3 separate regions of the Homo sapiens genome follow, and regions 1 and 2 are each linked to region 3. A link is a loop called in an ENCODE intact Hi-C map of the cell type or tissue named here. Cell type or tissue: mammary epithelial cell. All regions are shown on one strand. Region 1 has its middle 5.3 kb from the start of LCE1F. Region 2 has its middle 13 kb from the start of KPRP. Region 3 overlaps LINC01527 (long intergenic non-protein coding RNA 1527).

Region 1 (8,000 bases), 160 kb after region 3:
AACTGAAGAAAGGGAAAAATATTAAAAAAATGAACAGATGATCAGTGACCAGTGGAATAATATCAAACATTCTAGCACCCATGTATTTAGAGTTTCAGGAAGAGAACTACAAACCACTGCCCAAGGAAATAAAAGAGGATACAAACAAATGGAAGAACATTCCATGCTCATGGGTAGGAAGAATCAATATCGTGAAAATGGCCATACTGCCCAAGGTAATTTATAGATTCAACGCCATCCCCATCAAGCTACCAATGACTTTCTTCACAGAATTGGAGAAAACTACTTTAAAGTTCATATGGAACCAAAAAAGAGCCCTCATTGCCAAGTCAATCCTAAGCCAAAAGAACAAAGCTGGAGGCATCACGCTACCTGACTTCAAACTATACTACAAGGCTACAGCAACCAAAACAGCATGGTACTGGTACCAAAACAGAGATATAGAACAATGGAACAGAACAGAACCCTCAGAAATAATGCTGCATATCTACAACTATCTGATCTTTGACAAACCTGACAAAAACAAGAAATGGGGAAAGGATTCTCTATTTAATAAATGGTGCTGGGAAAACTGGCTAGCCATATGTAGAAAGCTGAAACTGGATCCCTTCCTTACACCTTATACAGAAATTAATTCAAGATGGATTAAAGACTTACGTGTTAGACCTACAACCATAAAAACCCTAGAAGAAAACCTAAGCAATACCATTCAGGACATAGGCATGGGCAAGGACTTCATGTCTAAAACACCAAAAGCAATGGCAACAAAAGCCAAAATTGACAAATGGGATCTAATTAAACTAAAGAGCTTCTGCACAGCAAAAGAAACTACCATCAGAGTGAACAGGAAACCTACAGAATGGTAGAAAATGTTTCCAATCTACTCATCTGACAAAGGGCTAATATCCAGAAACTACAATGAACTCAAACAAATTTACAAGGAAAAAACAAACAACCCCATCAAAAAGTGGGCAAAGGATATGAACAGACACTTCTCAAAAGAAGAGATTTATGCAGCCAAAAGACACATGAAAAAATGCTCATCATCACTGGCCATCAGAGAAATGCAAATCAAAACCACAATGAGATACCATCTCACACCAGTTAGAATGGCGATCATTAAAAAGTCAGGAAACAACAGGTGCTGGAGAGGATGTGGAGAAATAGGAACACTTTTACACTGTTGGTGGGAATGTAAACTAGTTCAACCATTGTGGAAGTAGGTGTGGTGATTCCTCAGGGATCTAGAACTAGAAATACCATTTGACCCAGCCATCCCATTACTGGGTATATACCCAAAGGATTATAAATCATACTGCTATAAAGACACATGCACACATATGTTTATTGTGGCACTATTCACAATAGCAAAGACTTGGAACGAAGCCAGATGCCCAACAATGATAGACTGGATTAAGAAAATGTGGCACATATACACCATGGAATACTATGCAACCACAAAAAAGGATGAGTTCATGTCCTTTGTAGGGACATGGATGAAGCTGGAAACCATCATTCTCAGCAAACTATCGCAAGGACAAAAAACCAAACACTGCATGTCTCACTCATGAGTGGGAATTGAACAATGAGAACACATGGACACAGGAAGGGGAACATCACACACCAGGGCCTGTTGTGGGGTGGGGGTAGGGGGAGGGATAGCATTAGGAGATATACCTAATGTTAAATGACGAGTTAATGGGTGCAGCACACCAACATGGCACATGTATACATATGTAACAAACCTGCCCGTTGTGCACACGTACCCTAAAACGTAAAGTATAATAAAAAAAAATAAATAGAATGGGGGAGGAAACAACATATTTTTAAATAATGGTCAAAAATTCTCCAAAAGTGATAAAAATTATTAACCCATAGGGCCAAGGAATTAATAAATCCCAAGCAGGATAAATACATAGTAAGCCAATAAATGGTACTGTAGGTCCAGAAAGAGGATACCAATTAGTCTTGGAAGACTGGTGGAAGAGAGAGGGATTCTGAGGGAGGGTGTCTGGGAAAGGTTTGTTAAGGGTGTCTGATAGGATACAGGCTTTAAGTGGTGGTGAGGTTTGGATAAGTTAGAGAGATGGAGATGGTAGGGAGTAGGGAGGTATGTGGAGAAGAAGTGAAGGTTATGACAATATATACAGGGTAGGAGGGGCAGGTGGTCTTTTGTGGTTGGAATGCAGGGCATGTGATAGAGAACAAGGCACAAGTTGAGGCTGAAAGAAAGACTGAGTTCAGCCTGTGGAAAGTCCATTGTCAGGGCAAGTGACTGGGCTGTATTGAGTGTTCGTCAGAAATCCATCTCCTGAAGGCTTTAGTTAAATTTTATTTTTTAAAGTATATGTTTATTGTTTTAGGATGGGAAGAATGATCACATTAGTGCTGGATTCTAGTATGGAAGAGGACTTTAAGGGAGACCCTGTGAGAGAGGGTGACATGGTTTAGCTGTGTCCCCACCCAAATCTCATCTTGAATTGTAGTTCCCACAATCCCCACATACCATGGGAGAGACCCACGTGAGGTAATTGAATCATGGGGGTGGTTACCCCCATGCTGCTGTTCTCGTGATAGTGAGTTCTCACAAGATGTGATGGTTTCATAAGGGACTTTTCACCCTTTGCTCAGCACTTCTCCTTGCTGCCGCCATGTGAAGAAGGATGTGTTTGCTTCCCCTTCCACCACGATTGTAAGTTTCCTGAGGCCTCCCCAGCCATGTTGATCTGTGAGTTAATTAAACCTCTTTCCTTTATAAGTTACCCAGTCTTGGGTACTTTTTTGGGGTATGTCTTTAACAGCAGTGTGAGAACAGACTAACACAGAGGGCAACAGCAGTAGAAAATGAGATGAGAAAATACCATTGCTGATAATCGTCAAATATTACTACATATCCACACTCTCATAGTCACAATTTCCAATTCCAGCACCCCTAAAAACTGAGTTTTTGTCTGATTGTTGACAATATTCATATGGTGGCCGAAAAAAAAAAAAAACCTGACCAGAACAGACAGTGAACTCCCTTCACTTTGCTGTAAATATTCTTATTTTCTGTTGTAAAAATATAAATGTTCTCCCCAAGGAGAAGGATCCCTGAAACTTTAGGGATAGCAGATGGTCCTGGACTGCCCACCCTTACCTTGCCTGCCTAACATGTGGTCAAGTCCTTGGTTCTAATTCCATCATATTGAGACTGAACATGGCCAATTTTGAAGCATACCTGCAGTGTTACTAATGAATTTGATTCATTGTATTACCCTCCTTAAAAAAAAAGTTCTAAATTTCGAAACACATCTGTTGCCAAGGATCTAGGATGAAAGTCATTGGAGGAAGAAATAAATCTAGCATTTTTCAGGAGCAACAATCTATCTCTAATAATCACTACTTTGTTTAAGAGAACCTTGTATCAGTCTGTCTGCCCAAATTCTTAGACTTAAACAAGACTCAGATTCTCTCCATTTGTAACTGATACCCCAAGATTCTCCCCACTCATAATCATATCACCAGCCCTAATTCATAATGTGTTCCTAATGTTTTTACTTGTTCTCAACTAGTCTCCTGTGTTCAGTGGGTACCCAGAAGAGCAGTCATGGGCACCCAGAAAAGCAGCTGTGGGTATCCAGAAGAGGATCTGTAGGCATGCTCTTGAAGTCCCCCCAAGGGCCCTTGTGCATTTTTGTCTTTTTCTCCTTTTACCTATTAAACCCATTGACTAATCATCAATACAAATAATTCCTCTTTGTGTTAAAAAGACCTGTGTTATACTTTTCCAAGACAATAGAATTTCCTGCTTATACATTTTTCAAGTTGCCACTAGCACTGCATGGCAACTAAGTAGGAAGGTTAGAAAGTGAGTATTCTGAGCTCTTGGACAAGTTTGCCAAATAATGATTATAATTACTGGCACAGATAATCTACTCACAATTGCCATAATAGCCAAGATAAACAACTCTTCCGTAATCAGCATGCAGATCCCTTGGGGAAAAATTAAAACCTTCTGTATATCCTTAAAGTTGTAATTGCTTGCATGTATTTGCATGTATTCGTGCCTTATAGAGACTTTTTATTTTTAATGAATGGGAGGTTCTTGGGATGGAGGTAAGGGGAAGGTGTGATTCACTGTTGGCTTGGGATGGCCCTGAGGACAAAGCCTAAGACTTTCCTCTAATTCAGTGGTTCTCAATGGGGTGAGGTTGGGGATGGCCTGACTCCCACACCCCAGAAGAGGGCATTGGACAGTCTGGATAAGTGTTCGATCATCACAGCTACTGTCATCTAGTTGGTAGAAGCCACAGATGCTGCTAAGCACCCTTCAAATCACAGAATAGGCCTTCTCTAAGAAAGAATTATCTTGTCCAAATCGTCAGTAGTGCTGAGGATAAGAAATCCTGCCCTGGTACAGGAGGATTAAGACTATACTCACTGGAGACACCTCCTGGATTTCTCACCGAACAAAGCAAACCTCAGAAGAATGCTGATGAAATGCTGTAGAAATGACTGATTAATTAACTTATTGCTCAATCCAGATTTCACATTCAGGCCAGGTCAAGGAAGGACAGCTTTCAGTGACTAAGGACCCAATCCCAATTCGAGCCTAAATAGTATTTCTGATTGACTGCAAAGCCTCCCCTGTCTCATATTTCCTCTCCCTCTGGTGAACTAAGGAGCCGTGCTGATGGCACACTGGCTGAGTGGCATCAATACACTGATGACCGTCTGTGATGGCTGCTGACCTTGCTGTGCTTAACCCCACCCTCACTCTGACATCTGGACTTCCTTCCCCCAGATCTTATACTTCCTCTAGACTCAGTGTTTTGCTTAAGGCATTTTTCCAATTCACCCTATCCGTGTCCTCTCTGCTATTCCATAACCCACCACCGCTTCAATTCCTCCTCCTTGAAGCTTCCTGCCTGCCCCTGCTGACCACAAGCATCCCTACATGTGCATCCCTGCGGCTCATTCAGTCTCTGCTCCTGCCTGGGCTTGAATAACCCTTGTGGCCCACCTCCTTCATCAAACAGGCCATTTCCCAAGCCAATCATCCCCCTTTTCTCCAGGTGAATATTTCACTGCCAAAAGCAAATATATTTTTAGTGTTTTATAATATACTATTTTAAATAGCTTATCTCATTTAATCCTCAGAGTGATCCAGACAGGTAGACATATTTTCAGCTACATTTTATAGATGGGGGAACTGAGAGCCAGAAAAATTGCCTGAGTCAACACTTCTCAGCTAATGAGTGGTACAACTGGGCTCAAACCCTCCTCTCATGATGCCTCTTCCATGCCCTTTCTATTGCTGAGTATTTAGGCCCCACAGCCTCTCAGCCCCTTCTTCCACACATCTAGCTCAGTACTTCTCCCCTTTTTGTACTGTTTGGGATGCTTGCCCAGGTCGTCTTCTTTGCTATATATGTTCTGATTTCCAGATTAGTTGTATGTTTTGATTTATTATATAATTTTTTAAAATATGCCCAATGTTTTCTTTTCTCTGCTAGAATTTAAACTCCTTGAAAATAAGGATCTTGTTTTGTTCACTGATTTATCCCAATCATCCAAAATACTGTCTGACACATAATAAATATTCAATTAACAATGACTAAATGTTTGTTAAATGCATGGATGAACAATATATTTCATTTCCAAACAGTTCTATTACTTTTTCTTTATTTCTAGCCAGAATCTTCTTACAGTTTCCATGCATTGAAACTGAACTCTTTGTTTTACCAAAAAAGCTGATTCTTTTTCTAAGTGAAAGCACTATAAATAATGCAAGATGGAAGCGTGCTAGTCCCTTCAAAACATAGTGTTACTCTTCCTTCCACAGGGAGGCAGATCAAGTTTTGGAACAAGATTAGCCTAGGCTTGAATTCCATCACTATCACGTCTTAGATGTGTGACCAAATAAGCTAGTTAACCTCTCTAGATTTTGTGTCTTCTAATGTCTGTAAAATGGGGTGAATGATGTCACCTTTCCAAGTTGTGAGCATGAGGAAGGATTTCCCACCTCAGATGGTGGCTGGCACATAGTAGATCACTATCCTCCAGCCCCACACATTTGACCTGAGCTGACCACAGTGCTCAGGTGTGCGCATATCTGTGCCAAGCAGAATGACCCCATCACACAGAGCTATTCAGAACAGGAGTTCATTGCCGTTTGGCACAATCTCACTCTTGGCCCACACTAAGATTCTAATCAACCAAAATTTCTTCATGTGTGCAACTGTGCATATACCCACTCATCTTCTACAAGTGTGGCTAATCTTTAATGTACATTAAAACTTAATGTTTACTTTAATTACGTTTTGTCTTGTCAGATTAAATTCATTATTCTTGCCCATGTTAAATCAGAATTTTACTCTTCAATTCTCCTTCATGACTTGAAGTAACCTGAAATTTAGGCCAGTTTCTTTTCAAGCTTCTCCCCAAGGTGCTGATAAAAAGTTCATTACAACAGGGCTGAGAATGGAGTCCTGGGACCAGCATAAAACTTCCATATAGTGTTAGGAACCAGGAAGGATATTTAATTAATGAGGACCTACTCCTCACCAGGCTGTCTGTCACTAAGTCAATGATGCTGATAGCATGCCTGCTGTTATCTCTGAGAGGGGAGAAGACTCCCCTCTCTCCTCCATCATCAGCTAACTGCCACTCATTTGTCTCATCTCTGACTTGTAGTTACCTCCTTTAGGCCCTGGACTTGCTAAACTTCCCCCTTTGTGGGTTTCCATGGTACTCTGAGCCTCCCATATTGAAGTTCTCACTATATTATTGTCTGCATTGCTCACTAGTGTATCTCCAGGATCAATACCAGTTCCTGAAAGACAGCAGAGCCTCAATAAATATTTGTCAAGTGAATGAATGTGTTGACACAAGTTCATAAGTGGTTTCCTCCCTCCCTGATGGGCGTGCACTAGAGAATAGAGGAAAGGTGTGGATCTAGCTCAGGGTTCCTATGACAAGATGTGATGGGTAGATTTGGCACAGCTTGGGTTATTCCTAGGCCCCTAGATAGGTCTAGCTTAGCCTTCCAGAACAGGAAACACCATCTTTTGGAGGAATGAGCTGGATGGTCTCTGGTGATGAGAAGCACATAGATCATCAGGCATCACCCCGTCTTCCTGACTAGTCTCAGGCATAGGCATGTGGATCCTCTAGAATCCATTCATGCCATGCCAGAATTCATGGTTCCCATTACTGCTGTCTACCTATGGATTCTAATATGAACAGCTGAGCTATTCTCTGATGCATAACAGTTGTATTTGTTGATTCACTAAAGGGTGTTATAATGTGTAGGACAAACTGTGGGATGTGGAATTTCTTTCTCTTAATGTCCAGGTAATGCCTGGGTAGAGGAGAGATATGCTATGGCTAGACCCCCATCTCCCATATGTCTGTATGGGAGATTTTTGGTGGCAGTGAAGTTGGGGATTTAATTGTGGAAAAGAAAGAGATTCCTTCATCTTAAGGTACTTCTAGACCAAGAGGTAGATAATTTGTGTCCCCACATGGACAATTACATAAAACCTCCTACAAGAAACCAGTTAACAGTCAGCTCTGTCTTCACCACCACTTCCACATCCTACACATGCTGGGGCCAGATATGTACAACTTTCAACCCTCCTCCTAGGCAGTGAGTAAGCTCACACACCTGGATATTCATTATAGAAATGGTTTTCACTTCTGATTGATCAGAATAATTCTCAAATGGAGGTCCCCGATTTTCATTCTGGAAGTTCAAGCTAAGTAGTTCTAGGATGTATCCTGGGATTCTGTGTCTTTGAGTACCCCAGATAATTTCACTCTAGCATACTGCCTTCCACAAAAAGGAATTTTAGATAACCCACCTGGTCTGGAAGGAACCTCTGAGAACATCTTTCATTCTACAGTGAAGATCCCACTGTGGAAAGCTTAGAAAGAGAAGAAAGATACAGAATTGCAGAAGAATGTAGGCAGGATTCCAAAGTGAGAAGCGTGATCTTCAGGCCCAATCTCTCTCA
Region 2 (8,000 bases), 180 kb after region 3:
AGAGAGAGAGAGAACTATAGATTGAGGAAGAACAATGAAAGAAATAGACATAAAGCAGTGAAAACAGACTATCATCATTAGACATGCATATAGAAAGATAAGAAGAGAAATTTGTGCAATAAGACTATATAGAGTTGCCTGTAAGAATATACAAATGAAATTAAGATAAAAATATATGATTCCTCACATCATACGCAGAAAGTTACTCAAAATAGATTATATACCTAAATGTAAAAGCTAAAACTATAAAACTCTTAGAAGAAAACACAGGAGTAAATCTTCATGACATTGGGTTAAGCAATAGTTTTTTAACTACAATACCAAAAACACAAGTGACAAATAAAAAAATAGAAAAATTGAATTTAATAAAATTAAAAACTTTCAAGTTGCAAATGATACCATTAAAAAATGAAAAGATGACCCACATAATAAGAGAAAATATTTGCAATTCATATATCTATAAAGTGCCTTTTATCTAGAATATGTAAAAACTCTTGAGATTCAATAATAAGAACATAATACAATTTAAAAATGGGCAATGGATGTGAATAGACAGTTCTCCAAAAAAGATATACAAACAGCCAACAAGCACACGAAAAGTTGCTCAACATCATCAGTCATTAAGGAAATACAAATTAAAACCACAATGACATACCACTTCATACCCACTAGCATTATTATAGTCAGAAAAAATAGACAAGAACAAGAGTTGGGGAGGATGTGGAGAAATTGGAACCATTAATACACTGCTGTGGGGATGGACATGGTACAGTCACTGTGGAAAACAATTTGACAATTCCTCACATAGTTAAACATAGAGTACTATATGATTCATTAATCCCACTCCTAGCAAAAATGAAAATTCCATGCAAGCAAAATGAAAACGTATATCCACTTAAAAACTTGCACATGAATGTTTCAAAGCAGCATTATGCACAATAGCCAAAATGTGAAAACAACATATGCATCCGTCAACTGATGAATGGATAAACACAACATGGTTAACCTATATGAGGGAATATTAATTAGCCATAAAGAAGAATAAAAATCTGATACACGCTCCAACGTGGTTGAACCTTGAAAATGTTATGCTCAGTGAAAGAAGTCAGTCACAAAATACCACATACTGTATGATCCCATTTATATAAAATATCCAGAATAGGCAAATTTGTAGAGATGGAAAATAGGACTTGGGGGAGTGGGGTGTGACTACTTTGGCTACAGGATTTCTTGGGGTGAGGAAAACATTCTAAAATTAGATTGTAGTGATGATAACACAGCTCTGAGAATACACTAAAAACATTGAGTTGTATACTTTAAATAAATGGATATGTGAATTATCTCAATAAAGATTATATATGTGTGTATACATATGTGCATATACATATATGTTGTATGCATAAGTACATATATATCTACACACACACATATATACACGTCTGTGAGACTATATCTATAAATCTTGGTGAAACCTAAATTACATTTATGAACCGTAGAATCACAAACTCCTTGAGATCCAACCTCTCTGCCATACTAATTCCCTCTAAAAGATAGGATAAGCCTCTGTTTGAACCTCAGTTAGGTATCTTTCCCAAGTGTGCTGGGGATACTAATCACCTACATTGATTGACATGTTCACAAGAGGTCAACCCATAATCCAGGAAAACTGTGTATTTCCTTTGGTGATTACTACATTTTAAAGGTCTTCCCTATTAATAGTCGTTATCTCACACACTCTACCTGGAATAGAAAAGATCTTAGTTTATGAAGTGGAGCTTATTCAGTCTAGTTCACTCAACATATATTTACAGATCACCTACCAGATTCCTCACATTGGATTAAGAATAGTCACCATCATTTAGTCAACAAGCACTCCCTGAGCATGTATTCACTGCCTCTTCCCCAGGGATCTTACAGTCTAATAAGGAAAGCACAAAGATACACAGACAAGGCACTGCCTTCCAAAGACTTTAACATCCACTCTGGAGAAACAGCCACGCATGTCAAGCAGTGAGTGAGAGGATGGGCTGTGAATCTCCAATTATGAAGTTGGGTAGCCAACAGCACAAAAAGGCCAATGTGTGGGGCAGGATTTCCAGATTTAGCAAATAAAAATACAAGATTCAGATAAATTTGAATTTGAGGTAGACTACAAAATTTTTTAGTATATATGTGTCCAAGGGACACGAAGAGTTAAGAAAGATATTTCAATACTAACAATGATGAAAGGATGATGGTGATAATGGTGAGGATACTGATTCAATCATTCATTCATTCATGCAAGTATTCACTCAACAAATATTTATTAAGCATTTACTAAGTAAGAAGCACCATGCTATGCCCTGTGGAGACAGTGGTAAGATATGCAAACTATTAAATACAATTCCAGTGCTGAATGAGCTTTTGGTCAGCAGGACAAACCCAAGGGTCACAGAGACAAATAGCCAATGATAACCTTGATTAATATTTGACAGGAGAGGTCCACAGAGCAGCAAAAGCTCCCTAGGGGTGGGTGAACAGGACAGGGGAGAGCTAACTGGGCCAGGGAGGGCTTTCCTGAATAAGCGGCTATGGGGCTGAGATCTGAAGGATAAGTAGAAGCAAAGGAGTGGGAAAAGCATGCTAGAAAGGGAACTCCATGTGCAAGAGGAGTGTGTGGGGGGCAGGAGGGATCATGGCACCTTCACAGAACTGAAAGCAGCCAGTGTGGTAACAGCGGGCAGAAGGGGCCAGTTGGTGCCTGGTTTTAAGAACCAGGTCTATGTCCTTAGACCGATAGCAACTGTTTTAGGTAGAGGCGTGATGGGACCAGTCTCCAGGTGCCCTGTGAGGAATGGTGTTGGGAAGTTGAGCGGAAGCAGAGAGACAGGGATGGAGACTATTTGTTTCAACACAGGAAATGAATCGTTGACCCTATACTAGCACTAGGCACCATCAGACATAATACTCTCTCGTTTGAATCTCAAGAAGTGAAAACCGCAGTTAGGAGGCTGAGTGGCCCAAAGAAACAGCAAAGTCTCCAAGTCAGACACATCTGCGCTTACCCTGTTGCTTCCCTCCAGCCAACTGTGTGTCACACCAAGTCACGTGCTCTCTCTCGGCCTTTTTAGTTTCATCATACATACAATGTAAACAATAGCTGCCTCATAGGTGGTTGTAAAGGCTAAAGAAAAGATATGTGAAGAGTCAAGCCATGAATAAGCCCTCAATAAAGGTAATTATCATTATTGCCATTATATTATTATTATTGCTTAATTGTAGCCATTTTTGTTACATCATGATGCCACCTAGTGGGAAAATAATCATTTCCGAAACAGCTTACAATGAGCCAGAATTATTTGGAGTATGAAATCACATAGGCTGATCATGTGACATGAGGTGTGATTGAAAGGGAAACAGAATGGAGCTTCAGGCTAAGGTTCCAGCTCTCATATGTACCCTCCAGGTGGGCACTCCGCATCTCTGTCTTCATCTCTCAGTTCTGTTGGTTTTGTTTTTCTTGTTTATTTATCAAAGAATGCTATAAAAATAAAACGGAATAAATACTACAATTTTCTCTAAATTAATATGTCAACATAAGCATAGGAGTGTCTTCCCCTAGACACATGTGGCATTTCTAGTCCCTAACCCTGGGACTGGCAGAAGGGAAGCAGGTACTATTTCCAGATTACATGATGAGGTCACTCTGAGGTTGTCTGGACAAAGCAGTGTGTTTTCCGGGATGTCTGGAGACTGAATTGGGCCACCTTTCCTGGAAAACACTAATCAGCTTGGAGGAGTGGGTTACTGGGGAGGCAGTGTGTGTGTATGTGTGTGAGGATCAAGAACAAGGAGCAGGTGGTACTAGAGGAAGAAATTTTATGTGATTTAGGATCTGATGTTCCACAGAGGGGTTTTGCAGGGGCATGGGGTTAGGAGCTTGGGGAGTTTGTACAGAACACAGGGTTGAGTCCTCTGAGAAGAGTTTGTCTTAACATCTCTAGCACCACAAGAGAAGAAAGAATGAGAGGGGAGGAAAGCTCAGAAAGGGAGGTCCATGTTTAGTTGGGTCCTCCCATCACTGCTCCTCTGCAGAAAGGGCCCAGGTCAGCAGCAGCCCCTACAGCTGTGGCAGCAGCCAGAGCCCTTAGTGGGCTCACACTCACAGCAGTCAGGGTTCTAGGTCTGGTATCAGTGGAAGAGACGGCCTGTGGTGGCTCAGTCAGCAGCCACCAATCAGAGCTGCAGCAGCCCCCAGAGCTGGGGCCACAACAATCCCCGGAGCTGACACTGCGGCAGAACAAGACTGGAGGGACACATGGGGCTGGGCACTGGTGTGCCTCACTTAGAAGTGAGGCATTTGGAGGGCACTTGAAAAGGGGCTGGCACTGCTGCTGGTTTTAATGGCAAGACATGTCGGGAAAGGTTCAGTCAACCTGAAAGAAAAAAAAAGAAATCAGTGCACAATATCAAGAACTATTATTTTTTTCTCCTGGATTTCATAGAAACCTACCCCCCAGCAAAAAGCTGGTTCATGAACCAACTTCTACAAAGGAATTTGGAAACTGACTTGGAGGAATGTAAGCCTAATAAATACCCTCCCTGTCTTCAGTCCACTTTGCCTCAACTGGAGTATTCTGGCCTTCTCCCTCCATGCCCTTCAAAGTCAGCCCTACATAAGCCTTCTTTTCCCCAAGGGAAACAAGGTAGTTTAGTCATTTTCTGACTCCTAAACTCAGGGATTTCTGGTGGGAGGATGACATATCCAAGAACATTCATTTTACAGTAAATAAATTGGAAGGAAGTACTACTAAAAACCACAATGGCTGTAGGTTTCACCATCCTTCCCCTCCTCCCTGGCCCCCAGTGATGCCTTCGTCTTTGCCTGCCTTCTTCTGTCTCTCTTTTCACACAGTCCTATTACCCCTGGAGCCGTCTTTGCCAAGCACTCACATGGCTCAGTGGAGGATGCAGGAGCTGTCAGTAATAATTGACAAGGCTAAGGACTGAGAAGCCCTGCACTGGAGCCCTTCTATCCTGGGCCTGGTGTCTCCCTGGGAGTGAGGCACAGACTGTGTATGCAGAACAGTCACTTTCACAACCTGGGAGCAGGATGACTCTTGCCACACTCCCAGCCCTGAGGCTCCAGGATCTCCCTGGACAGAGGCCAAGAGGAATCCCAGGAACTAGAGATGGCCCAGGTATCTGCTCCACAGGCCTGCTGCAAGCCAGCCATTCCACCTTCATGCATTCACTCATTCATTAATTCTGTAAATATGTATTATTTGTCTTGGGCTTTGGTTTTGTAAGATGCTCTTGTCATAAATATGAGCCAAGTTGCCTTGAGGACATAAATGTAAACAATGCACTGTGAAACATTCTATTATGTGCTGTAAGAGGGCAACATGACCCAGAGATGGGCTCCTAAAAACTTTTACACCAGGACAATGTCATGTCCATTTGTATGTCTTTCTGCTCTTCCACATGGATAGCATGTTGAAGGCAGAATCTATACTAGACTTTATTCATCTTCATGTCTCTAGGAATAACCATAAACACAGAGGGTAGCCTTGAAGAATAAATGAGTTAAAGATTGACTGACTGAATAAAAGAACAAATGATTGGCTGCTTTATAGACACATGGGCAGAGGATGTGTCTTAGGATAACATTCTTTGGGCTTCAGAAGTGCTCTGAAGAACAGCACACACTAGGTTAAATGAGACATGACCCTTGGATGTGATTATCTGTCAATGCCTCCATTAACTGTTAATATTCCATTAACAGTCCTACAGGGATACCATTCAGATGGGACATGAGGATGTACAAGCAGGTCAAGAAAGGGAGTGAAGCTCAGGTCACTGATTAGGGAAGAAAATCCAAGGGGCAGTGAAGCAGGGACTAGGAGACAGCCTAAGGCATTATAGGGTCATGGTGGGTCAGTGCTATGAGAAGCTGTGGGGGTGTAGAGGGGGAAGTAACAAATGCTGCCATTTGGTCACAGGAGAGTCCATTGGACTTTGCTTTAAGGGAGAGTACAAGGGTAGAGAATACTGTGATATGTGAAAATCCATATTCTTGCCTTATTGATACATCTGAAACTAGAGACAAAATGACTTAATTTGGCAGATAGTTAATTTGTTCCACCTTGGCAGAGGCACTCTACTAAGTATTCAATATACAAGGATAATTATTCCTTTCCTGAAGGATTCACAGGCCAGTGTGGAAGACAGAGGAATACACAGGTAATTTCTGATAGATAAGCCCTGAGAGCCACTGGAGTGTGGAGGGTGCATAATTCTGCCTGGAGCATGACATAGGGACCTGGCTGATGCCAGGAGCAAGGAGGAGGGCACCACAGTCATTAGGAACAAAGAGGTCCCAGGACCCCAGGCTTTCATAGTTGGACAGCATGAACACTGCATAGAATGGTCAGCATTAGCCAAAGAGAAGGCAAATATTAAGGAACAGTGGTGCATTGTTATTAAAGATAGAGAAAATTCTATGAAGCAGATGATCCCCATTGTCAAATGTTCCAGTGAGCCCACTCCATTTGGCTGTTTGGACATTAATTGTGACCTCAGAGAGTCTGATTTCAGAGAAGTAGAGCAAAAGTCATGATTTAATCTTTCTGTCAATGAATGGGCTTGAGTGATACAAAATCAAGAGTTAGAAGACAACTTTATAAGGACTTAGAAAGGACAAACATGAGAAAACCACCCCTGAGAATTAACAAAAATCTATTGGGACATAAAGCAGTATTCAATTGAGTGTCAAAAATGTGGAACTTACTGAAAGAATTTCAGATGTTTACAAAGGAAGTGAATAATAGGTCTGGACCAGTTAAGGGAGGTTTGCTCAAAGGATCAAGGTCACTGATGGGAGTGGCTGTGATCACAGTGATGATGTTCTTGTTAGTGATGAAGGTAAGTTTAACCATGATGGTGATGGCAAAAGAGCTTCACTGCATGAAATAAATGTATTCCTGAGGGCTTTGTGTTACAATGATGGCTGTGGTATTATACAAAATATGTATTTGGACTTTGTCCCTAGTTCCTGACGCACAGCTCCTAAAACCCTTGGCAGTGAAACCCTTTTTGTTTCTCATAACAAGCCTCTTTAGGCCACACCTAAGTTTATGCTAATGAGACGACTTGTGATGGACCCCCTAGATAGCTTCAAGATTGAGGGTTGGTCACCAGAAAGGCCAAACACATGATTAGAGAGTAGGAACTTTCAGCCTCACCAATAGCTGGTGATTTACTCAATCATGCCTACATATGGGACCTCCATGAACACCCCTGAAGGATAGGTTCCATAAGCTTCTGGCTACCAACCTAGAACATACTAATTTTCTGAAAGGCTGGTGTGACCAGAGAGGACTTAGAAGCTCTGTGCCTCATATCCACACATACATTGCCTTATACATCCCTTCCATTTGACTGCTACTGAGGTTCATTTGTTTTATAATAAACCGGTAATCATAGATAAAGCACTTTTCTGAGTTCTGTGAGTCAGTCTAGCAAATTATTGAGCCTGAGGAGGGGGTCATGGGAACCTCTGAGTTTGTAGTCATTTGGAAACCCCACCTGCAGCTGGCATCTGAAGTGGGGGCACTCTTGTGAGACTGACTTCTTAACCTGGGGTGTCTGTGCTAGCTCTGGGAGTTAGTGTCAGAATTGATTTGAATTGTTGGACACTCAGTTGGTGTTGAAGAATGAAGAATTAGTGCAGAAAACAAACATGCATTTGATGTTGAAAGAAAACCATCCAGCTATCCTAAACTCATTTCATCCTCAAAACAGCCCTATGGTTAAGGCAACTATTTTAATCCTCTTTTTACAAAGTCTATACTAAAGCACAGAGAAGTTAATAACTTACTTCAAGGTCACACAACCAGAATTTTATTGAGATAATATATAGATTTCTAATTCATTTGCATCACCAATGAAAAATCATTCTCAATGATGTCATAAAACACTTAAAATGACCTGTGTAAGTAAAAATAATTATTCATTTATAG
Region 3 (8,000 bases):
CCTCACATGACTACCACTAGATAGAATGGAATCTGGCTTGATGAGTATTTTTAAGTGGATACATTTACTTCCTAAACAAAACCAATATTCTATTAATAAAAGAGAAAGGAAGAAAGATTCTTGTAAGGCAGCTAATATTTCTGTCACACAGAGAAAAACAAATTGATAATGCAGTACAAGGTTGATATTTTAAGGTAGAGATTTTTAGCTTGAGCATTTAGCATCCATTTGTTCTTTTAATGTAAATGTCAAACAAAATACAAAAATCGTATGTATAATTACCAAAAACTATTTAAAAGTAAATTTATAATTCACTCAATAGAGTAATATAGATTAAATAATTTTTGTAAAATTTAACGTGTTTTTGCTTTCAAAAAATACAAAAGATAAAAAAAGAATATACAGCTAAACAGTCTATATGGAAAAAACCATAAAAGTGTCAAAAGTAAGATGATGGCTTATGAAAATTACATTTTTACATTTATGGATGTGACCTGAATGTAAATGTAAGTAAATTGTAAATGTATTATAAATGAATGTAAAAACCAAAATAAAGTTGTTTATTGGCAAGATTGATTTAAAAAAAAGAAAATAACGGGTGCTAGGTGATATTTTGTTGTGGTTTTGATTTGCATTTTTCTGATGATTATTAATGTTGAGCATCTTTTTGTATACCTATTGGCCATTTGCATGTCTACTCAGGTTCTTTACCAATTTTTAAATAAAGTTATTATTATTTTTGCTATTGAGTTGTAAGAGTTCCTGATATATTTTTGATATTAACCCCTTATCAGATATATTGTTTGCAAATTTTTTTTCTCATTCTGTAAGTTGCCTTTTCTCTGTTGATTGTTTCCTTTGCTGTGCGTAAGCTTTTTAATTTGATGAAATAATAAAGCACACAAAAAATAAATGGAAAGACATCTGTGTTCACGGATTGTAAGACAATATTGTTAAAATGTTCATACTGCACAAAGCAATCTACAGATTCATTGCAATACCTATCAAGATCCCAATGGCATTTTTTACAGATATAGGAAAAATAGTCCTAAAATTTATATGGAATCACAAAACACCCCAACTAGCCAACACATTCCTTGGAAAAAAGAACAAAGCTGGAGGCATCACACTTCCTGGCTTCAAAATACATGACAAAGCTATTGTAATTAAAAGTGTGTTACTGGCATAAAAACAGACATATATATCAATGAAACAGAATGGAGGGTCGAGAAATAAACCCACACATCTATGGTCAACCAATCTTCAACAAGGTTGTCAAGAATATATGATGGGGAAAGAATAGTCTCTTCAATAAATGTTATTGGGAGAGTTGGATATCCACATGGAGAAGAATGAAACTGGGCCCTTATCTTATACCATACACAAATATAAACTCAAAATAGATTAAGGATTTATATGTAAGATCTGAAAGAGTAAAACTCCTGAAAGAAAACAAAGGGGAAAGCTTCATGACATTGGTCTTTGAAATTATTTTTTGGATATGACACCAAAAACACAAGCAACAAAAGTGAAAATAGACAAATGGAACTACGTCATATTGAGCACTTTCTAGGCACAGAGAACACAAGGTACATGTTATAAAACCCACATGGTCTTTTTTCTCCCAGAGCTTACATCCTGGTGGGGGAAAAACAGATGATAAGCACATACACGATCAAGTAACAAAAAACTAAATAACGTAATTTCAGATGAGTAATGAGGGCTATGAAGAAACTACGATGTGGTAATGTTTAACTAGGATGGTCAACAAGGACTCTGTGAAACAAAGACACAGAAGCAGGGCCTGAATGATGGGATATGGTCACACAAAGGTCTGAGGACAAAGGCAGAGGAAGAGCAAGTGCAAAGGCCCTAAGACAGGCAGGTCTTGGTGTGTTCAGCAAGGACTGTATGACTACAGCAGGGTGGATGAAGAGCAGGGACTTCCCAAAGCCAAGCAGGGACCACTCCCCCAGGGTATGGGGGCTGTGGAGAGATCTGAGCTTGTAGTGACTTGATCTGAGTTTTGTTTGAGAAATGTTGCTCTGATTGCTCCTGGAAGTTAGGCTGAACCAAGGCAATTTTTTTTTCCTTTTTTTCTTTTATTATTATACTTTAAGTTTTAGGGTACATGTGCACATTGTGCAGGTTAGTTACATATGTATACACGTGCCACGCTGGTGCGCTGCACCCACTAACTCGTCATCTTGCATTAGGTATATTTCCCAATGCTATCCCTCCCCCCTCCCCCAACCCCACAACAGTCCCCAGAGTGTGATGTTCCCCTTCCTGTGTCCATGTGATCTCATTGTTCAATTCCCACATATGAGTGAGAATATGTGGTGTTTGGTTTTTTGTTCTTGCGATAGTTTACTGAGAATGATGATTTCCAATTTCATCCATGTCCCTACAAAGGACATGAACTCATCATTTTTTATGGCTGCATAGTATTCCATGGTGTATATGTGCCACATTTTCTTAATCCAGTTTATCATTGTTGGACATTTGTCTTGGTTCCAAGTCTTTGCTATTGTGAATAGTGCCGCAATAAACATACGTGTGCATGTGTCTTTATAGCAGCATGATTTATAGTCCTTTGGGTATATACCCAGTAACGGGACGTCTGGGTCAAATGGTATTTCTAGTTCTAGATCCCTGAGGAATCGCCATACTGACTTCCACAATGGTTGAACTAGTTTACAGTCCCACCAACAGTGTAAAAGTGTTCCTATTTCTCCACATCCTCTCCAGCATCTGTTGTTTCCTGACTTTTTAATGATTGCCATTCTAACTGGTGTGAGATGGTATCTCATTGTGGTTTTGATTTGCATTTCTCTGATGGCCAGTGATGATGAGCATTTTTTCATGTGTTTTTTGGCTGCATAAATGTCTTCTTTTGAGAAGTGTCTGTTCATGTCCTTTGCCCACTTTTTGATGGGGTTGTTTGTTTTTTTCTTGTAAATTTGTTTGAGTTCATTGTAGATTCTGGATATTAGCCCTTTTTCAGATGAGTAGGTTGCAAAAATTTTCTCCCATTTTGTAGAACCAAGGCAATTTTTGAGGCTCCTGTCTTCTCCCTTACCTGGGATCCTTATCAGAACCCAGCGAGGGGAGCAGGATACACATGTATATTATAAATGTATATTCTAAACTTAGTCAAGAAGAAACTAGTGTTTAGTAAGGTAGCTATGATCTACTTACTCATGACAAATGCAGATCTCTTTGCCATGTATTGTACATCATGGTTTTTCTGGAAAAGTGCATCAATTTAAAAAGTATGTTTTTGTCCATCTAAGCACATTCAACTCTGTTAGACCATAGATGCCCATGTGAGATCCAGAGGAGAGGGTCACTGTAGCCACATGGCCTCTTGCCAGAGGACTTTCTCCTGATGCCTGTCTCCCTAGCAGTGCTTCTGCCTCAGACCAGTCCTACTGCATTTTAACATGAACTTCATCCTGTTATCCCACTGCTGCCCCTCAGAGTTCTTGAACAATCTGGTGCTGCCCTGCTGTCCAGTAAGAGTAAGCATGAGGCTGGCAGGATCTGTCTTTCCACATGGGCTGGAAATCATCCACTTACTTGATTTTCAGCTCCCTTATGCCTATTGCAAAAGAATTATGGAAGGACGTAGTGGATACAAAATATTATCAAGGTCAGCCTGCATCTCTATTTTATCTCCCTTGGCTTCCTGAGCTCCAACAAACTAAACCATTAATTCCAGTCACACCCACAGTGTCCCTCCAACCCCATCTAGGCCTAACTCAGTTCCCTCTGGGGCTCTGCTCCATCTTCTTTTGGTATTCATCCCCCAGTACCTATTCTTCAAAGCCCAGTTCATATACCATCTCCTTCAGAAAGGTGCATGAGCGTACCCTAAGCCTCTGTGGGATTTCCCACCTCAGTGCCCAAAGCATTGTATAGGCATGAGCTCTGGATTTGGACAACTGGGTTTGAATTTCAGTGGCTAGCTGGGTGACCTTGACCAAGCAACTTGTCCTTCTGAACCTCAGTGTCCTTGTCTCTCAGATGAGGAGGATAATCATACCAAATCATGGCATTGTTGCACCAGAAAGTTGAGATCATGCATGTAAAGCCTTTGACACTGACTGACGTGTGGCAACACTCAATAAATGGGGCACAGTTATTGTTAGTAAAAGTACTTTATGCATTTGTTTCATATCCTTGCTCTGTCTGAATCCTTCAGGGCACAAATTTCCTTATTCATCACCGTTTTCTTGGAGGTGTCTCACGCAGACCCTGGATGCCCAAGCTTTGCATTTAGGAGCCTCCCTCAGGTGAAGCCCTTTTCTCTCGGTCCTGCAATTCTACATCACAGCCCTAGAGGGTAGCAAGAGATCACAGATACTTTGGAAGGCTAGCAGGCATCCTGAGTGCTCTTCCTCTTGGCTAGCTTTTACCAGTGGTGAGCCACCCATTATAGCTTCTTGCTCAAACTGTATTTTTATTCCTTTGTGCTAGGAACATCCCAAAAGCAACAAGCCAAAGCCTATCATTGTAGTCCTTTGGGGCAACCTCCTCATTTCCCCACAGACACAGTTTGCTTTAGCTGGTAAGTTAATCAAAATCAGTTAGGATTTCCTAGTACAGAATATGTGCCCTTTACTGGGTTTCATTTTAAGGGATTAAATGGGTTCAAGAATGCAAAATGCTTTGAAAAATTCCTAACACATAAGAAAGAAGCAAAGTCTGTTTTCATGGTCTAATTAGACATGAGTAAAAGGCACAGAGGAAAACAAAAGGAACTTCTGAAATCCCAAATATGCTGTGTGAACCACTGCTTTCATTTGCTGAGCCCCTTTCGTGTGCTAGACACTAACCTAAGTACTTTGCAAGTGTTATTTAATAACGAAACCAATGCTGAAAGGTCAATATTTTTGTCTGCATTTTAATAATGAAGAAACAGATCAGAGATATGATGTAGCCTGCCCAGGATCACATAGAATGTAAGCAGAAGAGCTGGGTTCAATCTCAAGTGTGTGACTCCAGCAGACATCCTTTTAACCTCCACAGCAGTGCCTCACCTGGTCAGCTTGTTTTGTTTGCTTATAAATTATTTATTATTTTTATTATTTCCGTTACCTAGCAGAATGGTCCAAATGTTGATTTCTGAGGCATAAGAGCCAATGTTGTCCTTCCTATGTGTGATATTGTGGCATTACCGTAACTTTTACTCCTGGACAGGACAGTCTGGAGGAGATTTTTAAATGCTTGGAACTAAACAGTAGCATAAATATTGCATATCAGAACTCACTAGATATACAGAAAAAGCAATAAAAGTAAGGAGAATTAAGACTTTAAAAGTTTATATAAAATATGAAAGGCTGAAAATTAATGATCTAATACAGGAAAGTGGAATTAAAAAATAAATGCTAAAGAAAGTATATGTAGGCCGGGCGCGGTGGCTCACGCCTGTAATCCCAGCACTTTGGGAGGCAGAGGCGGGCGGATCACGAGGTCAGGAGATCGAGACCATCCCGGCTAAAACGGTGAAACCCCGTCTCTACTAAAAATACAAAAAATTAGCCGGGCGTAGTGGCGGGCGCCTGTAGTCCCAGCTACTTGGGAGGCTGAGGCAGGAGAATGGCGTGAACCCGGGAGGTGGAGCTTGCAGTGAGCCGAGATCCCGCCACTGCACTCCAGCCTGGGCGACAGAGCGAGACTCCGTCTCAAAAAAAAAAAAAAAAAAAAAAGAAAGTATATGTAAGAAAATACTAAATATAAAATGAAAAATTAATAAAATAAAAGACAAAGATATATTATATGAATCGACTAAGCCAAACCGATTCTTTGAAAAGGTGAAAAAAATAGTCAAAATTAAAAATGTTGACCAAGATAAAAAAGAGAAAAAAGTTAATATGGAAAGTTAAAAAAGGGTTGTAACTATAATTAAAACAGAAATTACAAAAAGAACCGAATTTGTAATAAATCTCAGACTTAAATGAGAAAGAGAAAACATTAGGAAGATTAATCAGTTGCTGTTGAACTTTCTTACTGTAGAGAGACTTTATTCAAAAGGATTATTGCAAGGAGGGAAATGGACCATTGCAATAGGAAGACACTCTGATTATAAGGTCCATAAATATCTCCTGTCAAACTTTCTAGATGTCTACAGTCTAACATTTTTTATGCCCTTCCTCCTGTTTTCTCAGCTCACCATTTTACCCAGGCTGTAGCTATGGCAACCACCTATGCTGAGGAGTATCCCACAGCACCTCACTTCAGCTGCACTAGGTGTCTCTCACATCTGCCCCAGGGCTCTTGACAGCCAGGCTGTGGAACACTCACAGCCGACTACTCAGTCATGCTGGTGGAAGCACAGGGTGGAAACGTGAGGAGGTTAACATCCTCCAGACAACCACTGGTTACTAGACATAGGAGTACACAGAGAGCAAGCATTCTTTTCAGTATCTCCAGCAAACAGTTCTAATATATGTTCTAGATGGCCCTTGGAAACTTCAGGGTGCGGTTTAGCCTGTTATCCACAGGAATACACAGCTCAACAGCACACCATTGGACTGACTTTCTCTCTCTATTGTTTTATTCTTCCTAGTGGCCCTGACTTCTGCTATTTGGGGTCACATCTCAAAATAAACTACTTGTACCTATTCACTTGTCGCAGACTGTGCTTCTTCAGGGAACCAACCTAAGACAGCTCTCTGAAATGTTTTAAAAGTTCTGCACTGCTCGTTACACTTTTAAGTTGAAGTCTTAATTTTTTTTTAATTATATGTGTAGTTACAAAGGATGCAGTTTTTATACTGTATATGTTAGTTCACTTCAATAAAATTATTATATTATTTTAAAGACATTTTAATGGTAATTTAAAACATATAAATGAACAGAATAGTAGAATAAATCACGTGTACATCAACTAGGTTTAATAACTTTCAAATTATGGACAACGTTGTTCATTTTATCTCTCTTACCACTTGCCTCCTACAGTGTTACTTTTAGCAAATCACAGACTCATGTCATTTCATCTCTTTATATCTATAAATACTTTTTTCAGTAGTTATGTTAAATATTATCACACCTTGAAAATACTAGCTAACATCTTTATACTAGGAAATATCCACTCAGTGTTCACATTTCCAATTATGCTACAAATCATTAATTTACTAATGACTTATTTGAAATGACATCAAAATAATGTAGATACATTTTTATTAATTAATACATCTATATATCTCTTAAGTTTATTTTGATCTAAAGGTTCCCAGTTTATTTCTTTTGTCCCTTTGCAATTTTTTATTAAAGAAACCATACTATTTGTCATATGGAGTTTTTCAGTCTGGATTTTGCTGACTTCATTCTCATGGTGTTGTTCAACACCACTTAGGTTTGGGTATCCTTTTGCTTTCATTTGTTTCTATCTGATGCTTCTTCAGATGAATGTGTTTGGCAACTGAATTTGCTATGTCCTCACATGCACAAAGCCTGAAGTACCAGATATTTTATGTCTCCCTGGAGTGGCCCTTAGCCAATGACTTACAGGTACGAGAGTATCACAGCCTAGCTTTCTTGTCTCATATCAATACAGCTTTTCTTTTACATTCCAGAGTTTTCTTGCAGAATCAGGATGAAGCTACCTGCACACATGTTTGCCCAAAATGACAATCTGGTTTCCTCTCCTTCTCTGTCCTGCTACTCCTATGCCCTAACTAGTTTCTCCTGGAAGTACTGCTTTAATAAGTTATACTGCAAATAAATCCTCATCTCAGGATGTGCTTCCAGGGAACCCAAACAATGACAGTTGGTAGCTGCAGTTCTAGGAAGATTCTAGTTGTGGGATTCTGGAGTTGGCTCCCCACAGAAGAGAACAAGAACCCCTTTGCTGGTGGTAAGTGAAACAGCGATAGCCCTTGGCATGTTGTAGTGTTGTAATTATGATCTCCTGTGGTGATTTAGGGCAAGATGCAGCAAAAGGCAGTGCACTGACTTGATAAATAACTTTGACGTTTGAGAGATATGGAAGA

Evidence for each region. Peaks named below come from ENCODE experiments on the same cell type or tissue, not always from the same donor. Only the 100,000 strongest peaks of a DNase experiment are listed, where the experiment ranks them.
Region 1: it touches region 3 in a loop (7-fold over the local background); 2 of 110 quality-filtered maps call a loop at or near these places.
Region 2: a loop joins it to region 3, with 9 times the contacts of the local background. A loop is called at or near these places in 2 of 110 quality-filtered maps.

The regions. Positions count from the first base shown.
Region 1 is chr1:152,765,866-152,773,865 of GRCh38, reverse strand. No RefSeq gene overlaps it. Among named protein-coding and RNA genes, the nearest start is that of LCE1F, 5.3 kb to the left of the region's middle. RefSeq lists a silencer at 5,941-6,130. In mammary epithelial cell, a CTCF peak has its summit at 4,410; a DNase peak (open chromatin) is centred at 4,495; H3K27ac peaks cover 1,670 bases.
Region 2 is chr1:152,740,693-152,748,692 of GRCh38, reverse strand. It overlaps the pseudogene LCEP1. Among named protein-coding and RNA genes, the nearest start is that of KPRP, 13 kb to the left of the region's middle. In mammary epithelial cell, a CTCF peak has its summit at 3,312 (motif pointing left); DNase peaks (open chromatin) are centred at 662 and 5,092; H3K27ac peaks cover 1,065 bases.
Region 3 is chr1:152,922,632-152,930,631 of GRCh38, reverse strand. It overlaps LINC01527 (long intergenic non-protein coding RNA 1527), which reads left to right. Exons shown (of 2, transcript NR_183723.1): 2 at 1-751. Among named protein-coding and RNA genes, the nearest start is that of IVL, 18 kb to the right of the region's middle. RefSeq lists silencers at 4,257-4,336, 4,347-4,396. In mammary epithelial cell, CTCF peaks have their summits at 4,338 and 6,289; DNase peaks (open chromatin) are centred at 4,351 and 6,271.